Linked DNA regions of Homo sapiens: regions 1, 3 and 4 are each linked to region 2. The links are chromatin loops, found by intact Hi-C in ENCODE. Cell type or tissue: heart right ventricle. All regions are shown on one strand. Region 1 has its middle 8.4 kb from the start of MIR34A. Region 2 overlaps LNCTAM34A (long non coding transcriptional activator of miR34a). Region 3 overlaps GPR157 (G protein-coupled receptor 157). Region 4 overlaps LINC03153 (long intergenic non-protein coding RNA 3153).

What was found. Peaks named below come from ENCODE experiments on the same cell type or tissue, not always from the same donor. Only the 100,000 strongest peaks of a DNase experiment are listed, where the experiment ranks them.
Region 1: a loop joins it to region 2, with 11 times the contacts of the local background. A loop is called at or near these places in 89 of 110 quality-filtered maps.
Region 3: a loop joins it to region 2, with 10 times the contacts of the local background. A loop is called at or near these places in 90 of 110 quality-filtered maps.
Region 4: it touches region 2 in a loop (4-fold over the local background); 20 of 110 quality-filtered maps call a loop at or near these places.

Annotation. Positions count from the first base shown.
Region 1 is chr1:9,139,400-9,147,399 of GRCh38, reverse strand. No RefSeq gene overlaps it. Among named protein-coding and RNA genes, the nearest start is that of MIR34A, 8.4 kb to the left of the region's middle. RefSeq lists enhancers at 1,819-1,918, 2,009-2,058, 4,876-5,170. In heart right ventricle, CTCF peaks have their summits at 4,759 and 4,965 (motif pointing left); a DNase peak (open chromatin) is centred at 4,979.
Region 2 is chr1:9,191,739-9,199,738 of GRCh38, reverse strand. LNCTAM34A (long non coding transcriptional activator of miR34a) reads right to left here. Exons shown (of 3, transcript NR_132738.1): 3 at 7,653-8,000. Among named protein-coding and RNA genes, the nearest start is that of MIR34AHG, 13 kb to the right of the region's middle. RefSeq lists an enhancer at 1,192-1,712. In heart right ventricle, CTCF peaks have their summits at 921 (motif pointing left) and 3,087 (motif pointing right); DNase peaks (open chromatin) are centred at 3,098 and 3,408; H3K4me3 peaks cover 2,256 bases; H3K27ac peaks cover 1,388 bases; H3K27me3 peaks cover 809 bases.
Region 3 is chr1:9,106,439-9,114,438 of GRCh38, reverse strand. GPR157 (G protein-coupled receptor 157) reads left to right here. Exons shown (of 4, transcript NM_024980.5): 2 at 2,950-3,163. Among named protein-coding and RNA genes, the nearest start is that of GPR157, 19 kb to the left of the region's middle. RefSeq lists an enhancer at 3,701-3,750. In heart right ventricle, CTCF peaks have their summits at 3,309 and 3,512 (motif pointing left); a DNase peak (open chromatin) is centred at 3,498; H3K27ac peaks cover 1,727 bases.
Region 4 is chr1:8,913,930-8,921,929 of GRCh38, reverse strand. All of the region lies in intron 1 of LINC03153 (long intergenic non-protein coding RNA 3153), which reads left to right. Among named protein-coding and RNA genes, the nearest start is that of LINC03153, 8.9 kb to the left of the region's middle. In heart right ventricle, a CTCF peak has its summit at 3,666; no DNase peak of the experiment used is centred here; H3K27me3 peaks cover 614 bases.

The DNA.
Region 1 (8,000 bases), 52 kb after region 2:
ATTAGATTGTAATTTCCTGGAATATTTAAAACCAAATTATTTTCTGTTTTCCAAGCATGTGCTTGTAAACATACAAAATACAAATTGTAGTAGCTGTGATACATTAAAAAAAAAAAAACGGAAATGACCTTTGGTACTCTACTTAGCTCTCATCAGGATCCGTGGTTAAAATTGGTGGGTGGGGTGAGGATCCAGGCAAAATGCAAGTATTAATTCAGCACTTACCCTGGGCCTTGCACTTGGCAGGATGCTTCCAGGGATGCTCAGGACTAGTGGGCATCAGGGGTTTTTGCTGCCCAGCTTCCATTCCTCTGCTAGCAGCACTACCAGGTACAGTCCAGGGGCCCCCCACCAAGATGCCTGCCCTTCCCTGGTCAAGATGACCCCAACTTCCTGATGGAATGTGAGTCAAGAGCTTAGCGTGCAGAGGAAACATGCTCACAGCTCACTGGCCCCATTGAGAGCTTGCTGTATGTATGTATGTTCGAGATAGAGTTTCGCTGGAGTGCAGTGGCGTGATCTCGGCTCACTGCAACCTCTGCCTCCCAGATTCAAGCGATTCTCATGCCTCAGCCTCCTAAGTAGCTGGGATTGCAGATGTGCGCCACCACGTCCAGCTAATTTTTTTGTGTTTTTAGTAGAGACCGGGTTTCACCTTGTTGGGCAGGCTGATCTTGAATTCCTGACCTCAAGAAATAATATTTTTTTGAGACAGAGTCTCCGTCGCCCAGCCTGGAGTAGAGTGGCACGATCTAGACTCACTGTAATCTTCGCCTTCTGGGTTCAAGCAATTCTCCTGCCTCAGCCTCCCGAGTAGCTGGGACTACAGTCACACCCCACCATGCCTAATTTTTGTAACTTTGTTAATAGTAGAGACAGGGTTTCACCATGTTGCCCAGGCTTGTCTCGAACTCCTGGCCTCAAGTGAACCGCCTGGCTCAGCCTTCCAAAATGCTGGGATTACAGGCATGAGCCACCGTGCCGGGCTGAAACTCACTACCTGATACACCTCCCGTGTGGGGAGGGTAGGGGGAAGGAGCAGGAAGAGGAGGAGGAGGAAGGGGGCGGGGGGAGGAGGAGGACGAGGAGGAGGAGGAGGAGGAGGAGAAGGAGAAATGGACTCTCACTCTTCACGCCAAGTGCCCCTCATTGTGTTCATCATCCCCCAAGGCTGAGCATTACCTGAGGCCACTGTGGACCAGCCCCTTCCTCTTCCTCTGTTGGAACTGAAAACATCAGAGTAAACTACCAAATATGAAGGCCTCTGGACTCCAGCCGAGAAGTGCTTTGTGTACTCCCGAGTATTTCTGCAGCAGTGGTGCAGGCTGGTGCCACCTCTTCCCTGCCAGGACCCCTTGATGCTGCACCATTGCAAAACAAAGCATGTCTTAGTCTAATTTTCTTTTCCTTTTTTTTTTTCCTGAGACAGGGTCTTGCTCTGTTGCCCAGGCTGAAGTGCAGTGTGCGATCATGGCTCACTGCAACCTTGACCTCTTGGGCTCAGGCGAGCCTCCCACCTCAGCCTCCTAAGTAGCTGGGACTACAGGTGTACGCCATCACACTTGGCAAATGTTTACATTTTTTCTAAAGACAAGGGGTCTCATTATGTTGCCCAGGCTGGTCTCTAACTCCTCGACTCAAGCAGTTCTCCCACCTCAGCCTCCCAAAGTGCTGAGATTACAGGTATGAGCCACCACACCTGGCTCTAATTTTCATAACTGCGACTGAAATCACAGCTGATCCCATCTGTCTTTAAATTAGTAACCTTGAGGGGGTTGTCTTTCTTGGCCGGCAGTCACTTACTCCTGAAATGAATCTGGTTAGAGAGCAATCTGGTCAGGAGAGGAGAGATGAGAAGAAATGATCAACAATGTGGGAGCCTCACAGAGTCTCCCCGTGTCTGGCCTTGGAAGCTTCCACCTCGCTCAGATCAGACCAGGCAGCCGACTGATGAAAGGCCCTCCTGATGACTCAGTGGCTCCTGGTGACGTCACTGTGCCCTGGACACCTTTCGGCCTGCCTGTTCCTCTCTCTGCTGTCCCCCAGCAGCAGAGCTGGCTTCATGGGTGTGCAGCCTGGATGGCCACACAGGGCCCGGTGCCTGAGGGGTCCACGTTCGGGGTGCGGCTATGTTGAAATATGTGAGGGTTTTTGGATGAGGGTCCTGTGAACGGAGGAGCTGTCTCTGCCCAGCGGCCTTCCACAGGGCTCGGCTGCAGGCCACGGGGATGCCACCATCCTGCACCAGCCCGGGTGGGATCAGGGCTTGGTACCCACTTCCCAAGAGGGCCGGAGTGAGTAGGGCTGAGTGAGATCAGAATCCTCCCTCTCACCAAACCCAGGGCTGCCCCGGGACACACACACATAGAGAGCCCCAGGCCCCCTGTACAGGCTGCCTCTGGTCCCCGTCAGAAACTCCTACAGGTAGTTCCTCAGGATGTAGGAAGGGATCTTACTGGTTTAGTGAGTTGTATCCATTTGCAACCTCCGCCTCCCAGGTTCAAGTGATTCTCCTGCCTCAGCCTCCCAAGTAGCTGGGAACACAAGTGTGGCCCATCACACCAGGCTAATTTTTGTATTTTTAGTAGAGATGAGGTTTCACCATGTTGGCCAGGCTGGTCTCAAACTCCTGACCTTAAGTAATCCACCTGCCTTGGCCTCCCAAAGTGCTGGGATTACAGGTATGAGCCACCGCGCGCGGCCCCGCCAGGACTCTCTGCTCGGCTTGGAGATGCTGTCTTCTCCTTGTGTCTCCACTGGTCTTCCCTGGGTTCTTATCTGTGTCCATGTTTCCTTTTTTTTTTTTTTTTTTTTTGAGACAGGGTCTCACTCTGTCGCCCAGGCTGGAGTGCAGTGGCATGACCTAGACTCACTGCAGCCTCAACCTCCCAGCCTCAATTGACTCCCCGCTTCACCCTGAGTATCTGGGGCTATAGGCGTGCACCACCATGCCTGGCTAATTTTTTTGTATTTTTAGTAGAGATGAGGTTTCACCATGTTGCCCAGGCTGGCCTTGAACTCCTGAGCTCAAGCGATCTGCCTGCCTTGGCCTCCCAAAATGCTGGGATGACAGGAGTGAGCCACTGCACCGGGCCCATGTTTCCTCTTAAGGACACAATCATATTGGTTTAGGGTGCAACCTAACGATCTCATTTTAACTTAGTTACCTTTTAAAGACCCTATCATCAAATACAGTCATATCCTGAGGTAATGGAGGCTAAGATCTCAAAATATGAATGGGGGGCTGGGCATGGTGGCTCACACCTGTAATTCCAGCACCTTGAGTGGCTGAGACCAGCCTGGGCAACATAGTGAGACTCCATCTCTACAAAAAATTTTTAAAAAGTATGGCCGGGCACGGTGGCTCACACCTGTAATCCCAGCACTTTGGGAGGCGGAGGTGGGCAGATCACCTGAGGTCAGGAGTTCAAGACCAGCCTGGTCAACATGGTGAAACCCCATCTCTACTAAAAATACAAAAATTAGCCGGGCGTGGTGATGGGCACCTGTTATCCTAGCTACTAGGGAGGCTGAGGCAGGAGAATCGCTTGAACCTGGGAGGCAGAGGTTGCAGTGAGCCAAGATTGCACCACTGCACTCCAGCCTGGGTGACAAAACGAGACTCCGTCTCAAAAAAAAAAAAAAAAAAAGAAATAAAAATAAAAAATGTTTAAAAAGCATATGGATGGGGAGGGGGGACAATTCAGCTCATAACAGGGATCCTTCTGGACACTCAGAACCAAGCTTTAATAGCTTGACAATGTCTTTCAGTCTGAAACACAGAGATGCTGCCAACCCAGGGCCTGCCCCTCCATCGCAGGAAGAGGCCACACCATGAGCCTCGTGCCAGCAAAATGTGGCTGTGGTTGCTTGCTCAAGGGCAAGGCTGATGGGTGTTACTTCACCCTGGCTTTCAGAGCCACAGGAAGAGGCTGTGCAGGGAATGGGAGTCAGCTGTTCCCCAATTCCTGTGGTGCCTGAGCAAAAGAACAGGAGTGAGAGCCCAGGGCTTGGGGCAGACATGGGCAAGACGCTCATGTGTGTGGGAATGGCTGCTGGAAGCCCGTGCGCGGTCACCAGGGGTCTGGGAGGCAGGGGCCACGCTGTGACAGTGGTTCCCAAACAGCCCAGGAGCTCTGTAAACCTTAAGGCTCTGAGCGCCCATATAGGGCAGGGCAAGCGTCTGTATCTTTAGAGGGCTCCCAGACAGGGTGCAGAAATGACTTGGGTCCCGAGATGATCACTGCAGTCGCTGATGGCTCTCTGGGGGTTCATATACTTTCGTATGTTTGAAATTTTTCATAACAAAAAGTTAAAAGGGAGGAAAAAAGGAAGGAAGGAGGGAGAGGGAGAAGGGAAGGAAGGATGGAAGACAGGAGGGAGGGAGGGAAGAAGGAAGGAGAGAGGGAAGGAAGGAAGAAAAGAAAGGAGGGATGGAAGGAAGGAAAGGAGGAAGGGAGGGAGGAGGGATGGAAGGAAGGAAAGGAGGAAGGGAGGGAGGAAGGAAGGAAGGAAAAAAGGAAGGAGCGGCTGAGCACAGTGCTCATGCCTATAATCTCAGCACTGTGGGAGGCCGAGGTAGGAGGATCACTGGAGGTCAGAAGTTCAAGACCAGCCCGGCCAACATGGTGAAACTCTGTCTCTACTAAAAATACAAAAATTAGCAGGTGTGGCACGCACCTGTAGTCCCAGCTACTCGGGAGGCTGAGGCAGGAGAATCGCTTGAATCCAGGAAGTGGAGGTTGCAGTGAGCTATCGCACCACTGCACCCCAGCCTGGCTGGGCGACAGAGCGAAAGAGTGAGACTGTCTCAAAAAAAAAAAAAAAAAAAAAAAAGGAAGGAGGGATGGAAGTAAGGAAAAAAAAAAGCTCCGGGAGGATTCTGATGCGAGCCCCTGTCAGGATGAAGGCGGGAGGGAGAAGCCCTAACCTGCCCAGGGCTTCCTGTGACTCGGGTGAAGCAGTGCCTCCTGGTGGTGAGAAGGCAGAACTACTGGTATAAACTGGTCGTAACGTGCAGACTGGGTGTGAATGTGGGGCCAGGACAATGTGTGTCGTGGGGTTGACTAGGGGGAAGCTAGGCAAGCCTTTGGAGCAGGCCCACAACTTTGGTTATACCACAAACCCCTTTGTCAGTCCAGTGAACTCTCTGGAGTCTCAGGATAAAGGCGTAAATTACATGGGATTACAAAGCTAACCAATCATAGTGAAATACAATGATTGAAATACTTGATAAAGCCAAATTTGGTATAGCGTGTAGATATGACAGTAGTAGTATGTCACAGTAGATAGCAGTAATGTGCCAATGGGAGTATTAGCACATTAAGTAATATCCAATAACAACTGGTCTAATAACTATAACTTAAAAAGTAGTGAGGAGAATTCATGATATTTTGCAACAACTCCAACATATAAAAAATCTGCAATTTATATTGTTAAAAGAATCATACGTACTACTAGAACAAACAACAAAAACCTCCCAAAGACCAGGCATGATGGCTCACACCTGTGGTCCCAGCACTTTGGGAGGCCGAGGCAGGAGGATCCCCTGAGCCCAGGAGTTCGAGGCTGCAGTGAGCTATGATCGCACCATTGCACTCCAGCTGGGGCAACAGAGCAAGACCCTGTCTCAAAACAAAGCAAACAAAACAAAACAACCTCTTGAAACTTATTGCCCATCTTTATTCATGAATAAAGAAAATGGGCGATTGCTATGAGAAGTCGGTAAAAACAAAGAAGTGCCTGGTCGCCCTGCAGGTGCTGGACCGCCAGCTGAGATCCTGCCTTAGAAAGGCAGCCAAAGGCCCACTGCACTTCCCTGTCATCTGGCTGCTCCATATTCCCACTATGTGTTCCACAAAGATTGATTGAGGGCCTACTGTGTGTGGCAGACACTGCACAATATAGACCAGATATCTGCCCTCAGCAAGCATGCATTCTACAGGGACAGATGATAAGCCAACAATACACAGAACATATTCTACCAGCTCATCTTTTTTTTTTTCTTTTTTTTTTTTTTTTTTTGAGACAGGCTCTCACTCTGTCACCCAGACTGGAGTGCGGTGGCAAACCACGGCTCACTGCAGCCTTGACTGCCCAGGCTCAAGCAATTCTCCCACCTCAGTCTCCCGAGTAGCTGGAACTATAGGCATGTGCCACCAAACTTGGCTAATTTTTTTTTTTTTTTTTGAGATGGAGTTTCACTCTTGTCACCCAGGCAGGAGTGCAATGGCGCGATCTTGGCTCACTGCAACTTCCACCTCCTGGCTTTAAGCGATTCTCCTGCCTCAGCCTCCCAAGTAGCTGGGATTACAGGCGTCCACCACCATGCCTAGCTAATTTTTGTATTTTTAGTAGCGATGGGGGTTTCACCATGTTGGCTAGGCTGGTCTCGAACTCCTGACCTCAAGTGATCTGCCCATCTCAGCCTCCCAAAGTGCTAGGATTACAGGTGTGAGCCACCGCGCCTGGCTAATTTTTTAAATTATTTGTAGAGAGGGGGTCTCACTATGTTGCACAAGCTGATCTCAAACTCCTGGGCTCATGTGATCCTCCCGCCTTGGCTTCCCAAAGTACTCAGATTGCGGGCAAGAGCCACCGTGCCTGGCCTAGCTCAACATTTAAGTAAGACGTTCCTATTGAATACATTATGTAATATGTAACAATGTTTTGTGCGTAACTGATATATAGTACTTATTGAAAGTTTCCTTTTAATCCCATTTGCTTTAAAGTCAAGAGTTTTCAGCCTAGTTTAGCCAACGTGCATTCAGTCCGCTTTTACAAAGCAAAAGAAATCTCATATCCTCTGGAAGATTCTGAAGGGCTTCTGGGGAGGGGAGACACTCGTTCCTGCTATCTTCCCCCTCAACCAGTATTAAGAATCACTGCTTATTCATAGCAGCGCTCTTCACCATAGCCAAGAGGTGGAAACAGCCAGGTGTCCAGGAACAGACGAATAATAAACAAAAGGTGGTCTATCCACACAATGGAATATTTTGTGGCCATAAGAAGGCATGAAATTCTGACACATGCTATAACATGGACGAACCCCAAAGACATTATATTGAGAGCCAGACACAAAAAGAACAAACATTGTAGGATTCCACTCACGTGAAACATCCAGAATAGGAAAATTCATGGGGACAGAAAGTAGAATCAGGGTTACCAGGGGCTGGGGGGAGAAGGCCATGGGGAGTTATTGCTTAAGGGGTATGGGATTTCTGTTGGAGGTGATGGAAATGTTTTGGAAATATGGTTGCACAATATTGCAAATGTCATCAACACCACTGAATTGTATACTTTAAAATGGTTAAAATGGGCCAGGTGCAATGGCTCATGCCTATAATTCCAGCACTTTTCTTTCTTTTTTTTTTTTTAGATGGAGTCTCGCTCTGTCATCCAGGCTGGTGTGCAATGGTGTGATCTCAGCTCACTGCAACCTCCCACAGTGATTACAGGCACCCACCACCATGCTAATTTTTCATATTTTTAGTAGAGACGGGGTTTCGCCATGTTGGCCAGGCTGGTCTCGAACCCCTGGCCTCAGATGATCTGCCTGCCTTCCCTCCCAAAGTGCTGGGACTACAGTTGTGAGCCACCGTGTTCGGCCTGCCCACTGGTGTTCAATCATGGCAGCCCACGGCACACCTCTGCTCAGCCCTGCAGTGACTCCCGTGTCCCTTGGTGTATCCAAGCTGAAGTCCTCACACTGACTTTGAGCCCTGCATGATCTCTCCTCCTCACTGCCCCAAACCCCTCTGCTTACAGAATTCCCCTCATGCTCTAAATCTCCCTGACTTCCTTTTTCGCTACTAGCCAAATAAAACCCTGCTTTTAATTAGTTAATTAATTTCTTTTCTTTTTCTTTTTTTTTTTTTTTTTTGAGACGGGTCTCACTCTGTCGCCCAGGCTGGAGTACAATGGCGTGATCATGGTTCACTGTAATCTCGAACTCCTGGGCTCAAGCAACCCTCCCATTTCAGCCTCCTAAGTGGCTAGAA
Region 2 (8,000 bases):
CCTCTACGGTCTTCATATGGCCAGAGGCCTCCTTCCCTCAGGCAGGCACTGTCTGGGCCAAAGCCACCACGGGGTGTTTGGGAAGAGGAGGTGCCAGCCGCTGAGGTGACATGAGACCCTCAGGGATGGGCAGGTGATGGAGGGATCTTAGCCTGGGACACCTTCATCTCTCAGGGAGCAGAACAGGGAAGCTGGCTGCTAAGTAGCTAGTAAGACAGGAGCGGACCTCGGACGGTGGGGGTTGCATTTCCCAGGCAGCAAATCCACTGCAGTGAATGAAATGATGCCCACCACACCACCCAGTCACCCCCATGTCAGATCCACTAGCTTTGGGGTTGCCCTTGTCCCTGCCCACGTGTCAAATCCCCACGGCCTTGTCTGTGACCCCACAGTAACATCTAGGGGGTTCCCCGGGCCTGGGTTGGGCTTGAAAGAGAATTCTGTCTTTCCATTCCCCCCAGGCCTCAGAGCAGGGTGCATTACAGCCCATCATCGTGGAGGGGAAAAAATGAGGCTAGAGTTGGTTTCAGAATTAGATGGGGGTGCATGACTAGAGGGTGATACAGAGGGGCGTACGTTTCGGACACCCTGTCCATGTCGTGGGCCAGGCTCTCCGGGACACCTCCCAATGCACCAGTGCTGACTCAGGGGTATTTCTCCGCTTGCTGCGCTCCCACCCTTTGCAACTGCCCCAGCCTTGGCCAGCCCAGCCCTTGCAGCCAGCTTCTCCCGGTCTCCTTGCGCAGGGGCAGTTAGAACCCAAGCTGCAGCAGGCCCTCCCCCGCCCTCCCCGCCCGCCTGCCCGCCTGCCCGCCGCCCGGGCCAAGTCAGCAGTGCTGAGCGCTGCGGGGCTGCAGCAGCAGCCGGCGATGCGGAGACCCTGCACCACTGCTCCGGGCGGCGCTCGCGTCCCGACGGCCACCTCCTGGCGGCTGCGCGCAGCCGGCGCCGAGATCCAGACGGACGCACGGTGCTGATTGGTGCAGTGAGTGAGTCTCCGGCTTTATTTAGACCACCGTTTCTTGACGACTGTACTTCATTGGAGTTGAGGGCTCGGAGCAGCAGGCAGCCTTCCCCGTGGGAAGGATGACAAATGGGGAGTGCTGCTTCTAGGTGCTCGTACCAACTGGCTTCGTGCGTCCTGGGATGGGCGGTGTTCACAGGCGCTTCGGGGCTGAGCGCCCACCAAGTGTGGCGCGCGCTTTTGGGAAACTCCGTGGAAGACCAGGACGGACCCCTGGAGGGTTAGGAAGACTTTGAGACCAGCCAGGGGAAGCCGTGTCCCGGGCCCTGACTGTGGATCTCCTACTCTGAACCACGGACTCCAGTTTGGAAGGCCAGGCTGCCTTTCGGATTGGGGGGTAAGGAAGGGATCCCCAGCTCAGGCAGCCTTTTGGGCTAGGGCAAGGGGACCTCTGGAACCACATTTTTGAATGCTCCCACCCATGATTTCTGGGACAGCTACTGGAGACAAATAGAGGCTCGAAGGTGTCGGGAGAAAGGCTGTGTTCCTGATGTCATGTAGTTGAACTTGGATGTGGAGGAAGTCCAGCTTCCCCTGCAGAGTAAAACCAAGCCAGCGAATGTGGGTGGGGGCCAGCAGCTGCCGACCCTCCTGGGTGATGTGATGGGCTTAGGTGGTAGGAGCCAGGGGCCTGGGGCCAGAGAGGGCAGCCCTAAGGGGGTCTAGACAGCACCTTCTGCCCAGAATGGCAGCCTTTGGTACAAGTCTTTATTTATGCCAGTGGCATGAAAATGTCGCCCGATGAATCCCCAGGGGCCCGTTCTTGGCAAAAGCCCTGTCTCCCAGCAAGATGGGAAGTGATGTCACATTGCACTCTCCAGCCCGCTCTTCTGGGGTTGTTCGAGTTGTGAGATGGTTCGGTGACTGATGCCTCTCATTGTCCCAGACCTTGTGCTTCCCCTGGGAGACCCTCCACCCTGGTGGTTGCTTTTTCCTGTCCCCATGCTTTAGCTTGAGCATCTCCACCGTGGAGGCTGCCCTTGGAGGCTGCACTGTGCTGGGAGGAGAGGGAGACTGGAGAGGGAGAGGAGGAGGAGATGGCAGGGGCAGTGGGGCCCTCAGAGCTGGTGCAGTACTGTGCTGATGTCATCACTTTTGGGGGCCTGCTGAGGCCTGTGGCTGCTCCAGAATCGACACCAGGAGCCTCTTGCTCAGCCTGGGACAGGCACAGCATTGCGGCTGCCAGTCTCCCTGACAAGGACAAGACCTGCACCTTCCAGGCAGAGCCAACTGGCCAGCTGAGGTCCTGCGACTCCTGCAGGGATGAAGGTATAAGGAAAAGGTGAGGGCCACGAGAACCGGCAATGGGACGCTGGCGGGGCTCACCTGGCAAATTGGCAGCACCAGACTCCGGAAGAGAGGGAGCAGAAGGGAGGCAGGCCGGGGACTGCAGAGAAAGGCGCCAAGGCACTGGCAAGATCCTAGCGCCTCAGATCCTGACCGTGGCACCTCCCCACCGACCATTTTCACTTTTCACCCAATGCAGTCGGTAGTTTGCTCTGCGCTTCTCATTCTCAGCAGTTCTGATTAAAGATCAGATCCCATTTTCCTTTTATGCCTTTAAACTTTAAGCCTGGCCACCCAAGACAAATGCTCTATTCAAAGCTGGAAGATACTTAGAAATCATCTGTTACAAGTCCCCAAGCTCAGCGATGAGGACAGTGAGGCCCAGAGATTAACCGACTTTCCCAAGGACACAGGAAGCTCAGGGCAGACCTGGGATTCCCTGGGACATGTGGGACACGGATGAGATCATCAGCGCTCAACCCATCAGGCATCCTGACTCAGATGCAGTAGGACAAGGTAAGGAAACTGGGGGCTGGGAGTTGACAGAGACCTGGCGCCCTGAGAACCATGGGAGGAACCAACGGCAGCAGGCAGTGTGCCTGGGCACTGAACGCTGCCTTCGAGTCGGTCTGCAGCACCTCTGATTGACAACTGTCACTGGGCAAAGTGCCAGGGGGAGAAAACATTCGGCTTCTTTTATGGTTCCTCTTCTTTTCGATTCTGGAAAATCAGGGGGCACTTGAGCCCGGCGGCTGCCTGTTAGGTTATGAGCGCTGTAATTTAGGCTTCCTCCATCAGAGGGCTCCCGACGACACGGGAAGGAAACCGAGCTGCTTCCCATGGGGCGCAGTGGTTTGCAGAATGGGGTTTTTCATTTTATTCGATCCCACGGGTTCAGGCAGAAAAGTTTTTCATTATTAGACTCATAGAAACAGAAAGTTCGCCGTTCGGCATTTGTGTCATCTCCTAGGTCATCCCACATTCCATTTTCACAATACAGAGTGTGCGCTGTGGCTTCTGCTGCTGGCTCTCATTTCTTAGGGTAGGCCTGATTAGTCATGTGTGCATCTGTTATCTGAGGAAATGTAGCAATTTTCCCAGGAGGGGCCGGCCATCCTTCAACAGGGGGGCTAAGGAGAGGTGACGGCGGCCCACCAGCAACGATGAACTCAGCATTCTGATCCAGCTGCAAGATCTTGAAGCCAACCTTGGGTTTCAAGTCAGGCCTGGCGCCCACGTCTTGCCTGGGGAATGCTACTGATTGGCAGCACGAACCCAGACAGGAGCCCTCATGGATCAGCCACTGCGGCTGGGTCGCATCCTTCCCCCTCCAGCCTTTCCCTTTGGGATCTATCTCTGTGTCCTTGTTCGGGACTTGCTGTTCACAGTCTCAGTGCACTTTTGTGTCCAGTGAGTTCCCTCTTTTCTCTCAAATGGTTCCACTTGTATAATGCATACTAATGACCTTCAGCTACTCAGAGATGAATTGCTGCGGTTATCCAGAAGACAGCCCATTTTCTTGTACCAGGAGATGACCTCTCTTCTGCATGGTAAAATAGAGATCACACGGTGTCACACTAGAGGGTGGTGCTCTGGCTTAGGCAAGCATGAGACTGTGCTGTCAGCATCCGCGTGTGCGCAGCAAACTTGTCGGGAAAATGCTGCAGAGCCGGAAAGCTGCCAGGTCCTTCATGGAGATTTAGGTGGTGTCTCGGTCAACTTGACAGAGGTGGAGAAAGTTAGCTGAGAAATTTCACCAGGGTCATCTCAAATGGGGCCAATAGGCAAAATAGAGGGTTTTTTTTGACCCTCTGATGATGTAAAATTATATCTCCCAAATAATAATTTTTTTTTTTTGAGACAGGGTCTTGCTCTGTCACCCAGGCTAGAGTGCAGTGGTGTGATCTCAGCTCATTGTAGCCTCAACCTCCTGGGCTCAAGCAATCCTCTCATCTCAGCCTTCAGAGTAGCTGGGACTACAGGCGCCCACCACCGCCCCAGGCTATGTTTCTGTACTTTTTGTAGAGACGGGGTTTTGCCATACTGCTCAGTCTGGTCTTGAACTCCTGGGCTCAAGCGATCCGTCTGCCTCGGCCTCCCAAAGTGCCATCATACCTAGCCAAAGAATTATTTTTCTTTTTTTTTCTCTTTCTTTTTTCCTTTCCTTTACTTCTTTTTTTTTTTTTTTTTTTTTTGAAACAGGGTCTCAATCTGTCACCCAGGAGTGCAGTGGTGTGATCTTGGCTCACTGCAACCTCCGCCTCCTGGGTTCAATCAATTCTCTTGCCTCAGCCACCTGAGTAACTGGGACTGCAGGTGTGCATCTCTATGCCTGGCTAATTTTTTTATTTTTTAGTAGAGACCAGGTTTCACCATGTTGGCCAGGCTAGTCTCAAACTCCTGGCCTCAAGTGATCTGCCTGCCTCAGCCTCCCAAAGTGCTGGGATTACAGGCGTCAGCAACCGTGCCTGGCTCAAAGAATTCTTGATAGCACCTTCTTGATAATTCAGTTCAAGCCAACAATAATTTACTGGGCATTCACTGACATAAGAATCAGAGCCTGAACCAGGCATGGCGGCTCTCACCTGTAATCTCAACTACTTGGGAGGCCGAAGCAGGAGGATCACTTGGGCCCAGGAGTTCAAGACCAGCCTGGGCAACATAGCGAGACCTCATCTCAACAAAAATAAATAAATATGTTTAAAAAAAGAATCAGAGCTGTAAGTGTGTACAAAAAGTATAAAGTATGCCTGCCTTTAAAAATCATGGCTGGACATGGTGGCTTACGTCTGTAATCCCAGCACTTTGGGAGGCTGGAGTGGGAAGATTGCTTGAGGCCAGAAGTTGGAGACCAGCCTGGACAACATAGCAAGACCCCATTTAAATAAAATAATAATAACAGAAATTTTTAAAGAAAGAATAAAAAAGCATTTTACTATAGGGGTGGCAAGAAGGTGGCAAAGCACTAAGATCCAGGGGACCACTTTTCGGTGACAGAGTTGATGGTTCAGTTTGTGCCTTTTTCTCCTTCCCCTTTGATCCAAATCAAGAATGAAACTTTGACCTAAGGTAAAGAATGAAACTCAGACATTTTGCCAGCTTGCCAGATCACTTGTATTTAGAAGCATTGCTAGTTGACCTGTCCAATCCTGGGTCTCAGATTCCTATTGCAGGGCTTATGTCAATATCTGTCACTTACAGCCGGGCATGGTGACTCATGTCTGTAATCCCAATACTTTGGGAGGCCGAGGTGGGTGGATTGCTTGAGCTCTTCTGAGCTCGTAGTGAGCAGCCTGAGCCACATAGTGAGACTCCATTTCTACCAAAATTAGCTGGGTATGCTGACATGCACCTGTCGTCCCAGCTACTTGGGAGGCTGAGGTAGGAGGCTAGCTTGAGCCAGGGAGGTGGAGGTTGCAGAGAGCCGAGATCATGCCACTGCATTCCAGCCTGGGCAACCTGACCCTTCTGAGACAGAACCAGACTCTGTCTCAAAAAAAATAATATCTATCTATCTATCTATCTATCTATCTATCTATCTATCTATCTATCATATATATCTGTCACTTGTTTTCTTGGGGGTGTGTTGCTTCAGGGTCTGTCTGCTGGAGGTGGGGCATTTAGCTGTGCTTTGTGTTCAAAGGGGCATTCAGATATGTTTATATCATTACTAGTAAATGGCACAATTATATTGTGTTGCAGTGTGTGTGTGTGAAAGCATTCTATTTTTAAATTTTAAATGTTTTAAAGCATGCATTTTTCTAACCTGTTATTTCTTCCTGTTGCAAAATCCCAGGTCCCCTAAAACATGGTGGTGGCCTGTGTGTCTCACGTTCTCTCAGAGACCCTGCCTTGCCCTATGCAAGCCATCGCCACTTCGTGGTCTGAAGGTCACCTTGCCTTGTAGCCCAAATGTTGTAAATAGTCTGCTCAAGGTCTGAGAGACATCAGGTTTCCTTCTGTGTAATAAATGTGCTTATTTCACAATAGGGAATGCATCAGGCATAAGTATTTTTTTAAATACAAATTTGGCTTTTCTTCAAAACGAGAGGGCTAAGATAGGGCTGGCTCACGATAAAATTGTGAAATGGGCTGAGTTTGTCTTTGGTGCTCCTCTGCTGTCCTCACTCCACTACCCTCCCAGGATCCCTCATAGGCTCAAAGGGGCCCCAGGTGGCCAAGAAGCCTCTGTATAGCACCTTCACTCAGCCTGGTGGCCTGAGAGCCTTGTTTGTGTTGTATCTGGCCCACGTCTGTCTTCTCCCTTCAACATTTGCAAAGCATGTTGGGGATCCGGTGCACATAACATCTCTCTCTGTTAAGGCACAAGGTCTCTCAGGCATTTCCTGGGGTCTGCAACACTTTTAACTCAAAGGAGGGGGTTCCTGCCAGAGAGAGAAGGTTGGCGAGGGGCAGGCACTGTGTTTCAGCAGACCTGCCACGTGCCCCACAAACTGCCTTGATGTGCACCTGGACCTAGAACTGGTTTAGTTTTCATACCGCTTTGCCACTTGGCTTCTTTAGGTCCCCAGAGGCCAGAAGTCGCTGCCTTCCCAAGAGATTCCTTCAAGGCAGTTGGGAGAGACACAGCTCCAGGGAAGCAGCTCTGTGAGTGCCCTTCCCTCTTCCAGCCAGGACTCTGGGTGCTGTCAACATGCAGTTTTCTGAGGGCTGTTCTGAGCTTTCTTCCTATTTATAGAAAGACATGGGTGATGCTGAGTGCACAGCTTACTACAGTGAAAGGAGTGATGGCTGCAAACATGTACAAAAATGTGGCCATGTCTGTCAGAAGGATCGAGGGCTTAGTGCCGGTGTGGCAAGGTAGAGAAGGGGTTCCGCTAAGGACAGTGACCTGCACCTCCCATGGGCGCTACCCCGCGGTCCTCATGTTGGAAGTATTTATATGTCCTAGGATCTGGGTGCTTTTCTTTTTTCTTTTTCCTTTTCTTTTTTTTTTTTTGAGATGGAGTTTCACTCTAGTGCCCAGGCTGGAGTGCAGTGGTGCAATCTCTGCTCATTGCAACCTCTGCCTCCCAGTTCAAGCAATTCTCTCACCTCAGCCTCCCGAGTAGCTGGGATTACAGGTGCCTGCCACCACGCCTGGCTAATTTTTGTATTTTTAGTAGAGATGGGGTTTGACCATGTTGGCCAGGCTGGTGTCAAACTCCTGACCTCAAGTGATGCGCCTGCCTCGGCCTCCCTAAGTGCTGGGATTACAGGTGTGAGCCACCACGCATGCCCGGCCATGGGTGCTTTTTCTTTCTCTTTCTCTTGATCTCTGCCATCCTTTAGTGTAGATTGACCTTAGATGGGCAGTCCATTCCACCAATGACTGTGATTCTTTAACAAGAATTCTGTTTATTGAGGGTTCCACTGATGCCAGCATTTCTACAGCCTTCTCCATGCCAGGACCTCAAAGCCCAGGCAAGGAATTCTATTCAGCCCACCTTTCAGTGGGTGACCCTTTCTCCTATAGACCAATTCCTATACCCTGCTGGCATGGATTCCTTTTTCTTTTTTTTCTTTCTCTTTCTTTCTTATTAATAGACTTATGTGGTTATCTGCATGAGAAATGAAGTGCTTATGTTAACATTTTCTGAATTGGGAGGGGATGGTTACTGTTCCCCTCCATGGGCCTTTGTCTCTAAGAGATGAGCACTTCCTTAGTACCGCTCCCGCTGATGTTTCC
Region 3 (8,000 bases), 85 kb after region 2:
AATTCCTTAGCGGAATCCTGCAACTGTAAAGTAACGAGGAACAGCACATTATGACTAGAGGATTGGCGTGGTGGCACTTGAAGAGCCGATTACTTTTTTTTTTTTTTTTTTTGAGACAGTCTCACTTCGTCACCCAGGCTGGAGTTCAGTGGCGCAATCTCAGCTCACTGCAAGCTCCACCTCCTGGATTCAGGGGATTCTCCCGCCTCAGCCTCCCACTAAGATGGGATTACAGGGACGCACTACCACACCTGGCTAATTTTTGTATTTTTGGTAGAGACGGAGTTTCACCATGTTGGCCAGGCTGGTCTCGAACTCCTGACCTCAGGTGGTCCACCTGTCTTGGCCTCCCAAAGTCCCAAAAGTCCTGGGATTCGGGCGTGAGCCACCTCGCCTGGCCTGTCATGAGTTTTAAAACAACCCTTTCTTTTATGGGTGGTGTGTGTGTGTGTGTGTGTGTGTGTGTGTGTGTGTGTGTGTGTTTGGTTTTTTTTTTGAGACAGGGTCTTGCTCTGTCACCCAGGCTGGAGTGCAGTGGCGTGATCTCGGCTCACCGCAACCTCTGCCTCCCAGGTTCAAGCGATTCTCCTGCCTCAGGCTCCCAAGTAGCTGGGATTACAGGCATGCACCACCACGCCCACCAATTTTTGTACTTTTAGTAGAGATGGGGTTTCACTATGTTGGCCAGGCTGGTCTCAAACTCCTGACCCCAAGTGTTCTGCCCACCTTGGCCTCCCAAAGTGTTGGGATTACAGGCATGAGCCACCGCGCCTGGCCTTTTGTGGTCTTTTTGCTCCTGTGTCTTTGTGACTTCCAACAGGACATGCTGCCTCCTGCCACCGAGGCCACTGAGGGTGATGTGACTCTGCCATCAGCCCTCCTGCCCTTCCCTACAGAGGCCAGTGGGGACTGGAGAATGCTGCAGAGGGGATGGTTGGCCAGGGCCCCTCTGTTCTGGAAGCATCCTGCATGAGGCCTTCCCAGTCCCAGGGAACTGACTTTTCCCTTCCATCCTCATCCCTGCCTGGCCTGCTCTGCCAGCCCTGCAGCATTTGGGAGAAACCCTTGAAGCACAGTTCTCCTGGCCTCATTCTGGCCTCAGATTCATGTTGAACTCTGATCTCACAGTTATCATAGTATCATTCCTGTTTACCTAAGGCTTTGCGCTCCAGGCACCTGACCTAGGACAGGGGTACTTGTGTCTTCTTCCCAGGACAGAAACCAGACGGGCCCCACGCAGCACCAGTGTCTGCACCACAGGCCTGAACCCTGGGACAGCAGGACGTGACTCACAACAGTCACGACAGCAGCAAACACTCACACACCTGCCTGGCCCTGTGCTCTGTACACACATGTATTTGTTCTCATAACGACCCGACAATGACACCCTGTAGTCACTGTCGTCATCCACACTTTGCAGAGAACCTGGCATGTTGAGGCTAAATAACTTGCCCAAGCAGGGGCAGAAGTGGGACTTGGATCCAGCCCGCTGCACTAAAATCCAAGCCCACTACACTAAAATCCAAGCTCTTAACTACCCCACTACCTGCCTCTCTCAGGAGCCACTATAGCCTTTGTGTGCTCCATTGCTATGTAAGGAACAGACTGGTTCAAGGACCACAGGGAAGGGGCCTACTCCTGGCTGTGTGGCTGGCTGTGGGAGAGCGCTCTAGAAAACTGAGCCTGGGCTGGACATGGTGGCTCAGGCCTATAATCCCAGCACTTTGGGAGGCTGAGGCAGGTGGATCACCTGAGGTCGGGAGTTCAAGACCAGGCTGGCCAACATGGTGAAACCCTGTCTCTACTAGAAATACAAAAATTAGCCGGGCGTGGTGGTGCACGCCTGTAATCTCAGCTACTTAGGAGGCTGAGGCAGGAGAATCGCTTGAACCCAGGAGGTGGAGGTTGCAATGAGCTGAGATTGTGCCACTGCACTCCAGCCTGGGTGACAGAGCGAGACTCCGTCTCAAAAAAAGAAAACTGAGCCCAACACTGCCCTTAGAGGGGCCCCTACCTGAGCTTTATGTTTTCAAAGGTCCCCGTTGACCCTTGCCAGGTTCTGTTCCCCGCCATTGTGTAAGAAGTCCTCAAGGCCAAAGGGACACACTGCCCAAAGCCCACGTTCCCCCTCCTAGAGCCTGCCGAAGGTAAGCAGAACCCTGGAATTCCCTGCCCAGGCAACCCTAAGCCCCCAGTGTGTGCACTCCTAGACCCAAGGGCTGACCAGGGGGCGCTGATTGTTTGTGGCACATTTGCACGAGCATGGACAGGTGTTCGCACGCTGGTGCCCAAGGCTTCCTGGAACAGAAACCAGACAGGCCTCACGCAGTACCACTGTCTGCACCACAGGCCTGAAACCTGGGACAGCAGGACGTGACTCACAACAGTCACGACAGCAGCAAACACACACCTGCCTGGCCCTGTGCTCTGTACACACATGTATACAAAACTCTTCTTTTTTCTTTTTTTGAGATGGAGTCTCACTCTGTCACCCAGGCGGGAACGCAATGGCACAATCTCAGCTCACTGCAACCTCCACCTCCTGGGTTCAAATGATTCTCCTGCCTCAGCCTCCCAAGTAGCTGAGATTACAGGTGTGCACCACCACGCCCAGCTAATTTTTGTATTTCTGGTAGAGACAGGGTTTCACCATGTTGGCCAGCCTGGTCTCGAACTCTGTACACACATGTATGCAAAAGGAGCTGGGCACACGCTGGGAGCTGGCTGTCCCACGTCACTCCATTCTAATGCCAGTCCCCGAAGAATTCTAAAGTAGAGCCAGGCTCCCAGGGCAACACCTACCCCTTCTTATTTTCCAGGGCCACTGTGCCATCCAGGCTCTGGAGAGCATCCCCTTTCTGAAGGGCGTCCTCCGTCATTTTTGCGAAGGCTGACATTGCCGGGAGCCATGGCCTGACCCCGATGCCTCTTTCTCTCCTCCTTCCTCAGCTGGGGGGTCCCGTTGGTCATCACTGTGGCAGCCGTCGCCCTGAAGAAGATTGGCTATGACGCCTCGGACGTGTCTGTGGGCTGGTGCTGGATCGACCTGGAGGCCAAGGACCATGTCCTGTGGATGCTGCTGACGGGGAAGCTGTGGGAGATGCTGGCATATGTGCTGCTGCCTCTGCTGTACCTCCTGGTCCGGAAGCACATCAACAGAGCGGTAGGCGCTGCCCTTAGAGCTCAGGGCCCTCTGCATGGCCGCTGTGCCCAGGTGCAAGGCCTGGCATTGAGTTTGGCCCCCCGAGGGGACAGGTTGCGTCTCTGGGGACAGAACCAGTGATGGGCCAGAGGGGACCAGGCACTTACTGTGCACCAGACACCATGCAACACGCTGTGTTACACGGATCGTGCATTGGTTCCCACTGCCCCGTTAGGAGCCGGGTCCTGTTACTCCTTTGTAGATAAGGAAACGAGGCTTAGCCGATTAAGGGCCTGTGGGGGCACAGGGCTGCTGCAGACAGGGCTGCTGTGTCCTTGGTCATGGCCCTCTCCTGCCCCCTGGTGGACGGCCTGTGGTGGCTGCTTAAACTTGAGGAATTTAGCTAAAAGGTGAGGACAGACCCAAGGCCGGGCTGCCCCAGGGGAAGGGAAGACTGTGGAATTTCACAATCAGTGACGCAAATAACTCACCTAACTTTTCCTAGTGATTTATTATATCCTAAATGGCAGGGGTTTCCAGAATTCAGAAATGAGTAGGCTGGGCTGGCTGGAGAGCCTACGAAAGAATGGCTTTCCTCTGACACCTTGGCCCAGTTCCTCCTTGTTCCTGCCTCCCAGTCTGCACATGTGGAACTAGGGGCTTCCTCCTGGCCACAAGCAAACGCCTGCAAAAGGCCACAGATTAACCCATTCTTTGATCCACTCGGTCACTCATTCTGTATGTTATTTTAGTTTTATTTATTTATTTATTTTTGAGACAGGGTCTTGCTCTGTCGCCCAGGTTGGAGTGCAGTGGCACAATCTCGGCTCACTGCAACCTCTGCCTCCCAGGTTCAAGTGGTTCTCCTACCTCAGTCTCCCGAGTAGCTGGGATTATAGGCACGTGCCGCCACGCCCAGCTAATTTTTGTTCTTTTAGTAGAGGCAGGGTTTCACCATGTTGGCCAGGCTGGTCTGGAACTCTTGACCTCAAGTGATCCGCCCACCTCGGACTCCCAAAATGCTGGGATTACAGGCGTGAGCCACCGCGCCCGGCCTCATTCAGTATGTTTTTACCGAGCATCTCCTAGCACCAGAGTGCTGTATAGCATGGGAGTTCATCTTGAGGACTCAGACATGGATCCTGCCCTCCTGGAGAGAGGCAGAAGTGCAAGTAACTACAGGCAAAGATTCAATGTGAGGAGTGGCTGGGGCAGTAAGATAGGTCCAGAGGAAATGCTCTGAATTTAGACTTCCGGGCTCATCCTGCAGGCTTGCTGGAGTGAGTCCCTGTGTTTCTATTTGCCCTCTGAGTTTTCAGGGCTGAAATTGTAGGAGGGTGTGTACCCATCTTGTAGGCCATTCTGTCTACCCAGCAGCCATTTCTGAGTCAGGAGGCACCTTGCAGCTGTGGCCATCTGGACACCTAATCCCCACCCTCCACTCCCGTTGTGTCTTCTCGCGTCAAGACCTTTAGTTTTCTCTTTTCTTTTTGCTTGGAAATGTAACCAGTTCTCACCCGCCCTAGACCCCACTTCTGCCTCAGGTGGAGTCCTTGCTGGAGATGGCTGTGGGACTTCCCATTGGTCTGAAATCTTCTTTTTGGACTGGGTGCAGTAGCTCATGCCCATAATCCCAGCAGTTTGGGGGGCCGAGGTGGGTGGATCACTTGAGGTCAGGAGTTCCAGACCAGTGTGGCCAACACAGTGAAACCCTGTCTCTACCAAAAATAACAAAAATTAGCTGGATGTGGTGGCACACACCTGTAGTCCCAGCTACTCGGGAGACTGAAGCAGGAGAATCACTTGAACCCAAGAGATGGAGGTTGCGGTGAGCCAAGATTACGCCACTGCATTCCAGCCTGGGCGACAGAGCAAGACTGCACCTCAAAAAAAATAAATAAAAATTAAAATTAAGGCTGGGCATGGTGACTCATGCCTGTAATCCCAGCACTTTGGGAGGCCGAGGCAGGTAGATCACCTGAGGTCAGGAGTTCAAGACCAGCCTGGCCAACATGGTGAAACCCCGTTTCTAATAAAAATACAAAAATTAGCTGGGCGTGGTGGCAGGTGCCTAGAATCCCAGCTACTGAGGAGGCTGAGGCAGGAGAATCACTTGAACCCAGGAGGCAGAGGTTGCAGTGAGCCGAGATTGCACCATTGTACTCTAGCCTGGGCCACAGAGCAAGACTCCATCTCAAAAAAAAAAAAAAAAAAAAATTAGGGCCGGGTGCGGTGGCTCACGCCTGTAATCCCAGAACTTTGGGAGGCCGAGGTGTGCAGATCACGAGGTCGGGAGATCGAGACCAACACGGTGAAACTCTGTCTCTATGAAAAATACAAAAAATTAGCTGAGCGTGGTGGTGGGCACCTGTAGTCCCAGCTACTCAGGAGGCTGAGGTAGGAGAATGGTGTGAACCCGGGAGGCGGAGCTTGCAGTGAGCTGAGATCGCGCCACTGCACTCCAGCCTGGGTGACAGAGAGACTCCTTCTCAAAAAAAAAATTAGCTGGTGTGCTGGTGCATGTCTATAGTCCCAGCTACTTGAGAGGCTGAGACAGTGAGGCAGGAGGATCACTTGAGCCTGGGAGTTCACTGTATTCCAGCCTGGGTGACAGAGTGAGACCCTGTCTCAAAAAAAAGAAAAAATGAAATGATCTTTTGTCTTCTTCTAGACTTTTATTAGTAGTTGGTCTCCTGCCCAGGTGATGGATGCCCTTCTCACCTCCTCTTCTTTTCCACTGCCCTGGAAAGTTTCCGGGACCCCTGATGAAGTATCCCAGGCACTCCGCCAGGCCCTGCCCAGGACTCTCCTCTACAGATGCCCTTTGTGTGTCTTTCTTTCTGCCTTTCCTTTGGCAGGGCAGGAAGCCTGCGGGGCTGAGGCTGACCCTTACGGGTGACAATGGGTCCTCTTTTCCAAATCAGCAAGTGTTTCAGAAAAACGGGATCGAAGTGGGCAGGGAGCTGAGAATGTGCTAGTTGCCTCTAGCTAGGAATGAGCCAAGAATCGGTGAGCTGGAGGAGGAGGAGGAGGAGGAGGGCGGCTCTGAGCAGGTTAGTTGCAGAAGATTGGGGGCTGAGAGATACCACGATGCAGCAGTGACTCCACAAGACACCAGGTGCTGGCAGAATACCTTGGGCGTCTCCCCTCCCCTGGGCCGTCAGCATCCCAGGCACAGGACTGGCTCAAAAATGCATTTTTTGTTTTAGAGGCAGCGTCTCACTGTGTTGCCCAGGCTGGAGTGCAGTGGCTCAATCTTGGCTCACTGCAACTTCCACCTCTGGCTCACTGCAACTTCCACCTCAGTCTCCTGAGTAGCTGGGACTACAGGTGTGTGCCACCACACCTGGCTAATTTTGTTTTTGTTTTTAAGGCAGAGTCTTGCTCTGTTGCCCAGGTTGGAGTATAATGGCAAATCTGAGCTCACTGTAACCTCTGCCTCCCGGGTTCAAGCAATTCTCATGCCTCAGCCTCCCAAGTAGCTGGAACCACAGGTGTGCGCCACCATGCCTCGATAATTTTTTTGTATTTTTAGTAGAGACAGGTTTCACCATTTTGGCCAGCCTGGTCTTGAACTCCTGGCCTCAAGTGATCCAGACCATCTTAGCCTCTCAAAGTGCTGGGATTACAGGCATGAGCCACTGTGCCCGCGCCTAGCCTAATTTTGTATTTTTAGTAGAGTCGGGGTTTCACCATGTTGGCCAGGCTGGTTTTGAACACCTGGCCTCAAGTAATCTGCCCGCCTCAGCCTCCCAAAGTGCTGGGACTACAGGCATGAGCCACTGCTCCTGGCCAATGCCCAGCTAATTTTTAAATTTTTTGTAGAGACAGTGTCTCACTCTGTTGCCCAGGTTACTCTCAAATTTCTGGGCTCAAGCGATCCTCCTGCCTTGACCTCCCAAAGTGCTGCAATTTCAGGCATGAGCCACCACTCCTGGCCAAAAAAAATCACGTGTTCATCATGAGCAGTTTCATCTATTTTTACAAATTCAGCTTTGATCTGGAAGGAATCTCCTCCTTCCTCTCATGAAAGACATTCCCAGGAGGAAAGCCAAGTCTGGCTCGAGCTCACGTTTTTGTTCTCCTTCTGGAGAGGAGGTGGGTGGGCTGGGGGTACAGCAGGCCCTCCCTGTGCAGGGAGGGGGCTTGCATTCTGGAGGGGAGGACGATGATAAGCAATAAGCCCAAGGAACAAGGGTGAATAACATCGTGGGACTGAGGGTGAGACAAACTGTGGGAAACAGACTAAAATAAAAAGCGGAACGTGAGGATGGGACTGTCTAGGAAGTGCACGTGCAGTTATTTATGTATTTATTTATTTACTTATTTATTTTTGAGCTGGAGTTTTGCTGTTGCCCAGGCTGGAGTGCAGTGGCGCGATCTTGGCTCACTGCAACCTCCATCTCCCAGGTTCAAGCGATTCTCCTGCCTCAGCCTCCCAAGTAGCTGGGATTACAGGCACGTGCCACAACAACCAGCTAATTTTTGTATTTTTAGTACAGATGGGGTTTCACCATGTTGGCCAGTCTGGTCTCGAACTCCTGACTTCAAGCAATCTACCCACCTCGGCCTCCCAAAGTGCTGGGATTCCAGGCATGAGCCTTTGCACCCGGCCTCTGTGCAGTTTAAATAGGGGTGTCGGGCCTTATCCAGAAGGTGCTGCTTGAGCAAAGTCTTGAAGAGGGCCGGGGGGAGCCCTGGGGACAGATGGAGACGGGCATTCCAGAGCAAGGGAGCAGCCAGTGCGGAGCCCTGGGGCGGGGGTGCTGCGTGTCTGCAGCATAACAAGGAGGTCGGTGTGGCTTCAGGGTTGGCCCCACTGTGACCATAAGGGTTGGCCCCGCTGCGACCGTAAGGA
Region 4 (8,000 bases), 280 kb after region 2:
TGAGGAATCTCAGACCAGTTTCCATTGCGATGGCAAAAGTTATCTAAGTCCCTGAGTACACTGAAATCGAAAGTGCCGTTTTCGGGCCATTGGGAACCACTGTCTAATTTATATTGAGGCTATGTAGTGTTACAGTAAAAGATAAGCCTCTTAGGACGGACCTCTGAACAGAGGCAGAGAGCATTGAGATTGCGCAGGAGACACCTGAAGGGGGTAATCTTGGAAAGGGTAGACTGAGAGGCTCCCATGGTGAAGGGAAGGAGAGGGTAGAGGAAGAAGAGACTGCCGATGACAAGAACGGCAGGAGAAGGCATCCCCTGTCCTGCCGATCGTGCCAGGAGAAGGGAGGTAACCCCCGAATCAGGCATCCCCGAGATGGAGGAACTAAAGGCCTGGAGGCTGGAGGAAGCCCTTGACCCAGCGCTGGGTCTTTCGGGCAAGAAAGAGTCGGTCAAGGATTCCAGGTAAATGGTAAGGGTCTCTCTTACTGACCCCTGTGGAGGCCCTGATGGTGGATGCAGTCGCCAGCAATGGTAGAGTCTAGGAGATTCTTCGGGTCTTTGGCAGGTTTGGGAAGGGGAGGACAGCTGGGAGAAGGGGTGATGGCGATGGGGAGTAGACAGAGAGAGAGAGAGAGGGAGAGTCCCTTAAGGATGTCCAGCCAGAGCCTATCCCCTTCCCGGGTTTCGGCACTAAAATGTAAGGGTTGCCGAGAGATAAGACAAGTAGACCCAAAGTCAGGCCAGCAAGTTTGTTAACCTGCCGGGCTGTTCCTTTATAGTCAGAGGAGGCAGCCCCGAGCTAGCAAAGCAGGGGATTGATATAGGGGGTGAGGCTTGGGGATTTTCCAGGTGGGACTATATCCTGGGTCTGTTTGCCTGGGTCTGTTTTGGAATTTTGCAAAAACAATCACTGGAATAGAACAAAGAAGACGGGTAATGGGGGCAGTCTGAGGAGGAAGTTATAGTGGTTTAGCAGCCTCACAGAGGAGTTACAAGAGCTGTTTGTGAGGCTTATGGGGGAAGGGAGGGGTAACTTGGTCTCTACCACTGACCTCAGGTGATTGGCCCACCTTGGCCTCCCAAAGTACTGGGATTACAGGCGTGAGCCACCACGCCCAGCCTGTTTTTTGTTTTTTGAGACAGAGTCTCACTCTGTCACCCAGGCTGGAGAACAGTGGCATGATCTCAGCTCACTGCAACCTCCCCCTCCCAGGTTCAAGTGATTCTCCTGCTTTAGCCTCCCAAGCAGATGGGATTACAGGGGCATGCCATGATGCCCAGCTAAATTTTTGTATTTTTAGTAGAGATGAGGTTTTGCCATGTTGGCCAGGCTGGTCTCAAACTCCTGGCCTCAAGTGATCTGCCCGCCTTAGCCTCCAAAAGTGCTAGGATTACAGACGTGAGCCACCCTGCATGGCCAGATTTCAACACTTTGACCTTCATGAACATAGATAGGCTTTTAAGAACAATTAAGCTGGGCCCAGTGGCACACACCTATAGTCCCAGCTATTTGGGAGGCTGAGGCAGGAGCATTCCTTGAACCCAGGAGTTCAAATACAGCCTGGGCAACTTAGCGAGACCCCATCTCTAAAATAAAACACATTAAAACCTTATAACTTGTAGACAGACCCTGTTGGTATAAATGACCCTGGTGTCCTTGGATGTGTTAGATTTAACCTATCAAGAGCCCCGGTTTACTTCCAACTTAATTTGTTGACCTTCATTCTTAACTTAAAAAAAAAAAAAAAGTTGACAGGGCACTGTGGCTCACACCTGTAATCCCAGCACTTTGGGAGGCCAAGGCAGGCAGATCACTTGAGGCCAGGAGTTCGAGACCAGCCTGGCCAACATGGCAAAACCTCATCTCTACTAAAAATACAAAAATTAGCTGGGCATGGTGGCATATGCCTGTAATCCCAGCTACTCAGGAGGCTGAGGCACAAGAATCACTTGAACCCTGAAGGCAGAGGTTGCAGTGAATCAAGATTGCACCACTGTACCCCAGCCTGGGCGATAGAACAAGACTCCATCTCAAAAAAACATTATATAAAAAAACGTTGCCGGGCACGGTGGCTCACACCTGTAATCCCAGCACTTTGGGAGGCTGAGGTGGGTAGATCATTTGAGGTCAGGAGTTCGAGACCAGCCTGGCCAACATGGTGAAACCCCGTCTCCACTAAAAATACAAAAATTAACTGGGCATGGTGGCAGACACCTGTAATCCCAGCTACTCAGGAGCTTGAGGCAGGAGAATCACTTGAACCTGGGAGGCGGAGGTTGCAGAGAGCCGAGATCATGCCGCTGAACTCCAGCCTGGACAACAGAGCAAGACTCCGACCCCCACCACCCCAAAAAAAATGTTAACAATATTCCTATAATGGACGATTTTCCACAGCCAAGAAGAATAAATAAAGGTACTGGTTTGCACATTCAGGCCTCTCTGAGCTACCCCAGCTGAGAGAAGAAATCAAGAGTACTTTTATCAATGAGGAAATGCTGATGCCAAAACTTGGTAGAGCTGAAAATTCATAATCATACTGCTCTGAAGTGAGATCAACTCTGTTCAGGGCAATTGACAAGGAAGTTGCTCTCTAGTAAAATTAAAAGACCAGTCATTGGGATATAAATAGTGACAATAAGCAACCACTTGCTTGCTTGCTTTTTTAATTTTATTTATTTATTTTTTTTTTTTTGAGGAGTTTCGCTCTTGATGCCCAGGCTGGAGTGCAGTGGCACAATTTCGGCTCACTGCAACCTTCACCTCCCGTGTTCAAACAATTCTCTGGTCTCAGCCTCCTGAGTAGCTGGGATTACAAGCACGTGCCACCATGCCTGGCTAATTTTGTATTTTTAGTAGAGATGGGGTTTCACCATGTTGGTCAGGCTGGTCCAAACTCCTGACCTCAGGTGATCCACCCGCCTCGGCCTCCCAAAGTGCTGGGATTACAGGCGTGAGCCACCATGTCCGGCCCACTTTCTTTATTTTAACTTTCTAGGTGAGCAAGCCCTGTACTGTCTGAGGCCAAAGGGTTCAAGGTTGCTCATTTTTCTTTCAGAACTGTTTTTTTTTTTTAAAGACAGGGTCTTGCTATGTTGCCGAGACTGGAGAGCAGTGGCTATTCACAAGTGCTATCCCAGCACGCTGCAGCCTGAAACTCAGTAGCTGAAACAACAGGCAGGAACCACCTTGCCCACCTCTTAGTTACAATTCTTGAGAGGTGTCCCTAAGAATACTTTATTTTAGATTTTTTTTTTCTGGCTTTGGTAGAGACAGAGTCTTGCTATATTGCCCAGGCTAGTCTTGAACTCCTGACCTCAAGCAATCCTCCTGCCTCAGCCTACCAAAGTGTTGAGATTACAGTAGTGAGCCACTGCTCCCAGCCTTACTTTAGATTTTTATATTCCTCCCGTAACAGCTGCTCCACTGAAATATTCTGGAAAACGCAAAGAAGCAGCCAGTGCTGTGTTTTTGTTTATCTTCAACTGTCTACATTTTCTCTGCTTCTCAATGTCTTGCTTGCAAAAACAAAGCAACTTTTGAAGGGTTTATTACTTGCTGCCGCATCCCCTGCAGTCAGGAGAACCACCACCATATTGAAGGCAGTCCTGTAAATATGCAGTTTTTCCAGCTGAAGCATTTATTGTACGCTCATGACACCCAGTGGTCAGAAAAATACTGTGCAGAATTTTTGTTATGTTTTTGTTTTTGTATTTGAGGCAGAGTCTCGCTCTGTCACCCAGGCTGGAGTGCAGTGGCACAATCTTGGCTGACTGCAACCTCTGCCTCCCAGGTTCAAGCCATCTTCCAGCCTCAGCCTCCCGAGTAGCTGGGATTACAGGTGCACACCACCATGCCCGGCTAATTTTTGTATTTTTAGTAGAGACAGGGTTTCACCATGTTGGTCAGGCTGGTCTCAAACTCCTGACCTCAGGAGTTTGATCCACCCACCTTGGCCTCTCAAAGTGCTGGAATTACAGGCATGAGCCATCGTGCCTGGCTAATGTTTGTATTTTTAGTAGAGATGGGGTTTCACCATGTTGGTCAGGCTGGTCTTGAATTCCTGAGCTCAAGTGATCTGCCCACCTCAGCCTCCCAACGTGCTGGGATTACAGGCGTGAGCCACCGCGCCTGGCCCTGTTTTTTTTGTTTTTGCTTCATACAAGATCCACGGTGTGACCGCAAACAGCTGGTTCTGCGGAGGGCTGAGGGATGGAAAGATATGGAAGCCACGAGGAAAGAGGAATGAGCCTGGTGTCTCCCTGATGCATTGCCAAGGAGACTCAGGGCTGGACCAAGAAACCTACCGGATGGTCAGGAAGCTGCCCAGAAACGGCTGTTTGGATATTGAGGCAATCCCATTTTCCAGACCATCAAATACTTGTTTACAGAGAACTTGATTTGTTTACAAACTCATATTGGGGTAAAATTAAAGTAATATAATACAACATTAACCTCTTTTTTTTCCTATTTTATAGAGACAGGGTCTTGCTATGTTGCCCAGGCTGATCTTGAACTACTGGGCTCAAACAATCCTCCCGTCTCGGCCTCCTAAAGTGCTGTGATTACAGGCACGAGCAACTTTTTTTATATATTTTTTTCTTGAGACAGAGTCTCAGTCTGTCGCCAGGCTGGAGTGCAGTGGTGTGATCTCGGCTCACTGCAACCTCCAACTCCCTGTTTCAAGCAATTCTCCTGCCTTGGCCTCCCGAGTAGCTGGGATTACAGGCACGAGCCACCACACCCAGCTAATTTTTGTGTTTTTAGTACAGATAGGGTTTCACCATGTTGGCCAGGATAATCTCAAACTCCTGACCTCGTGATCTGCCCGCCTCGGCCTCCCAAAGCGCTGGGATTACAAGCGTGAGCCACCGCGCCCGGACTTTTTTTTTTTTTTTTTTTTTTTTTTTTTTTTTGATACATAGTCTCCTTCTGTAACCCAGGCTGGAGTGCAGTGGCGCAATCTCAGCTCACCACAGCCTCCACCACCCAGGTTCAAGTGATTCTCCTGCCTCACCCTCCCAAGTTGCTGGGACTACAGGCGCGTGCCACCATGCCCGGCTAATTTTTGTATTTTTAGTAGAGACAGGGTTTCATCCTGTGCGCCAGGCTGGTTCGAACTCCTGGGCTCAAGTGATCCTCCTGCCTCAGCCTCCCAACATGCTGAGATTACAGGTTTGAGCCACTGTGCTGGACACATTAACTTTTTTTTTTTTTTTTGAGACAGAGTTTCGCTCTTGTCCAAGCTGGAGTGCAATGGCAAGATCTCGGGTCACTGCGACCTCTGCCTCCTGGGTTCAAGTGATTCTCCTGTCTCAGCCTCCTGAGTAGCTGGGATTACAGGCACCCGCCACCACACTTGGCTAATTTTTTTCTATTTTTAGTAGAGACGGAGTGTCACCATGTTGGCCAGGCTGGTCTCGAACTCCTGACCTCAGGTGATCCACTCACCTCAGCCACCCAAAATGCTGGGATTACAGGCGTGAGCCACCGCACCTCACCACATTAACGTTTTTAAAAAGTACACTTCAGTGGCATTTAGTACCTTCACAGATGCTGCGTACCAGCCCCTCTATCTTGTTCCAAAACATTTTCATCACCCCGAAAGAAAACCCCGTACCCATTAGCGGTCATTCCTCATTCCCCCCTCCCCATCCCTTGACAACCACTGATCTGCTTTCTGTCTTGATAAATTCACCTATTCTGAATATTTCGTATAAAGGGGATCATTCATATATTTCACATAAGCGGAATCATGATCTTTATGTCTGGCTTTTAACACTTAAGGTCATGTTTCTGAGGTTCATCTACGTTGTATCACACATCAGTAGTTAATTTGTTTTCACGGCTGGATGATATTCTGTTGTATACGTATATACCACATTTTGTTTCTCCATTCATCTGTTGATGGAATTTTGAGTAATTTCCACTTTTTGGCTATTGAGAATAGTGCTGCGATGAACATTTGTGTGCAAGTATTTGTTTGACTATCTGTTTTCAGTTCTTCGGGGTGCGTACCTAGGAATGTAATTGCTGGGCCACAGGATAAGTCTGTTTAACTTTTTGAAGAACTGGTGATAGATTTTTAGACCCCTTGAAATTAATAGAGAATTGTATTTAGACTAGCACCACATTTTCCCAAATGAACAGTTGATTTTTTTTTCCCTTGAGCAATTTTCTTTATTATGTATATCTGACTTGTTAGCTCGGTCTCGAAGTACCCATGGGAATGAATGCAGATGGACAGGATAAAAGAACCCATTCAGGGGAAAGTTAATTTGCCTAAAGATTCCCTGTTGCTATCTGTTTAGCTTGAGTGACAGCTCAGCAAACAGAAATCTTTGCTCCAAATCTTTGTTATGATCTCTGTCATAACATTTTGTTTGAAAATCGCCTCCAGACCTAAAATGAATTTGAGCAGCCAATGTGAATTAATTAAGCTGAAAAGAACTCTCAAAACAATGATTTCTCTGATGTGTTTTTATCCAAACCTTCCAGGTCACTAATTTGTCCTGTTTTCTTTAAAAGGAGAAAATAATGAAGGGGTGTATTTGGTGCCCTCTACAGTAAAATATCTTTGATATCAGTGGAGAAGGAGCTGCTTGGCATAAATGAATGTTCTTGAAAACTCGAGATGACCCCTTTAAACTCACATTATAAATCTGTTAACCCTTTTTGGATGAAAAGTTTTCTAAAACCAAGTGCTCAATTTCCTGGCTTGTTTGGTTCAGATGTTACCCACTGTGTTGACAACAACCATTTTTGCTTGATTGTTTTGATACAGTCTCGCTCTGTCGCCCAGGCTGGAGTGCAGTGGCATGATCTGGGCTCACTGCAACATCCGCCTCCTGGGTTCAAGCAATTCTCAACCTCAGCCTCCCGAGTAGCTGAGACTATAGGCACACGCCATCATGCCTGGCTAATTTTTTGTATTTTTAGTAGAAATAGGGTTTCGCCATGTGGGCTGGTCTCTCGAACTGCTGACTTCAAGTGATCTGCCAGCCTCGGCCTCTCAAAGTCCTAGGATTATAGGTGTGAGCCACCGCACCCGGCCAATTTCCTGCCTTCTTAAACAGAAGATGCTGTGTATGATGAACATTATTTGTTGGACTAACTTTGAGCTCAGTGGTCTTCTCAAGAGCTCAGAGCTTGAAAAGCGTGCCTGTAATTTACTTCAAAAACCCTCAGCACCAACTGTACGTGTCACTTAGCTTCAGCCTGCTTTCTAGGGGCAGTCAGCGCTGCGGAATTGGGAGCGCGAAATTCCAGGGGTGATTAGAACCTACATTTGAAAGACTCAACAAAAGCCACTCTAGCTCTATCTCCAATCCACACCAGATGGTTTGTTAATTAGCACAATGAGAGCTAAGAATGATTTTTCATTGATAAAATGAGTAGTGTTCAAGGCCATTGAACCAGCACCGATTACTCTCTGTGGTCTAGATGCCCCTGCCTTTGTATGAGCAAATCCAGTGAGCCCTGGATGTCATTTTAATTTTCAAATAGCCATACTTTCGAAAAGCAAAAAGAGCTGGGCGCAGTGGCTCACGCCTGTAATCCCAGCACTTTGGGAGGCCGAGGTGGGTGGATCAGCTGAGGTCAAGAGTTCGAGACCAGCCTGACCAACATGGTGAAACCCCATCTCTATTAAAAATACAAAAATTAGCCCGGCGTGGTGGCACGCACCTGCAATCCCAGCTACTCGGGAGGCTGAGGCAGGAGAATCACTTGAACCCGGGCGGCGGAGGTTGCAGTGAGCCGAGATCACACCACTGCACTCCAGCCTGGGCGACTGAGTGAGACTCCGTCTCAAAAAAAAGAAAAAATAAAATTAAAAGTGAAAAGAAACAGAGATGCAAAGGCCCAGACCTCATGTCTCAATTTGGGACCAGAGCTTCATTGCAGAAACGGCCTCAGTTCCAGCAACACTGGGTTCTCCCTCTGCCAGGTCCTGCCTTCCTCACTACCTGGGGGAGTCTTTTCCGAGAAAGACACCCCCA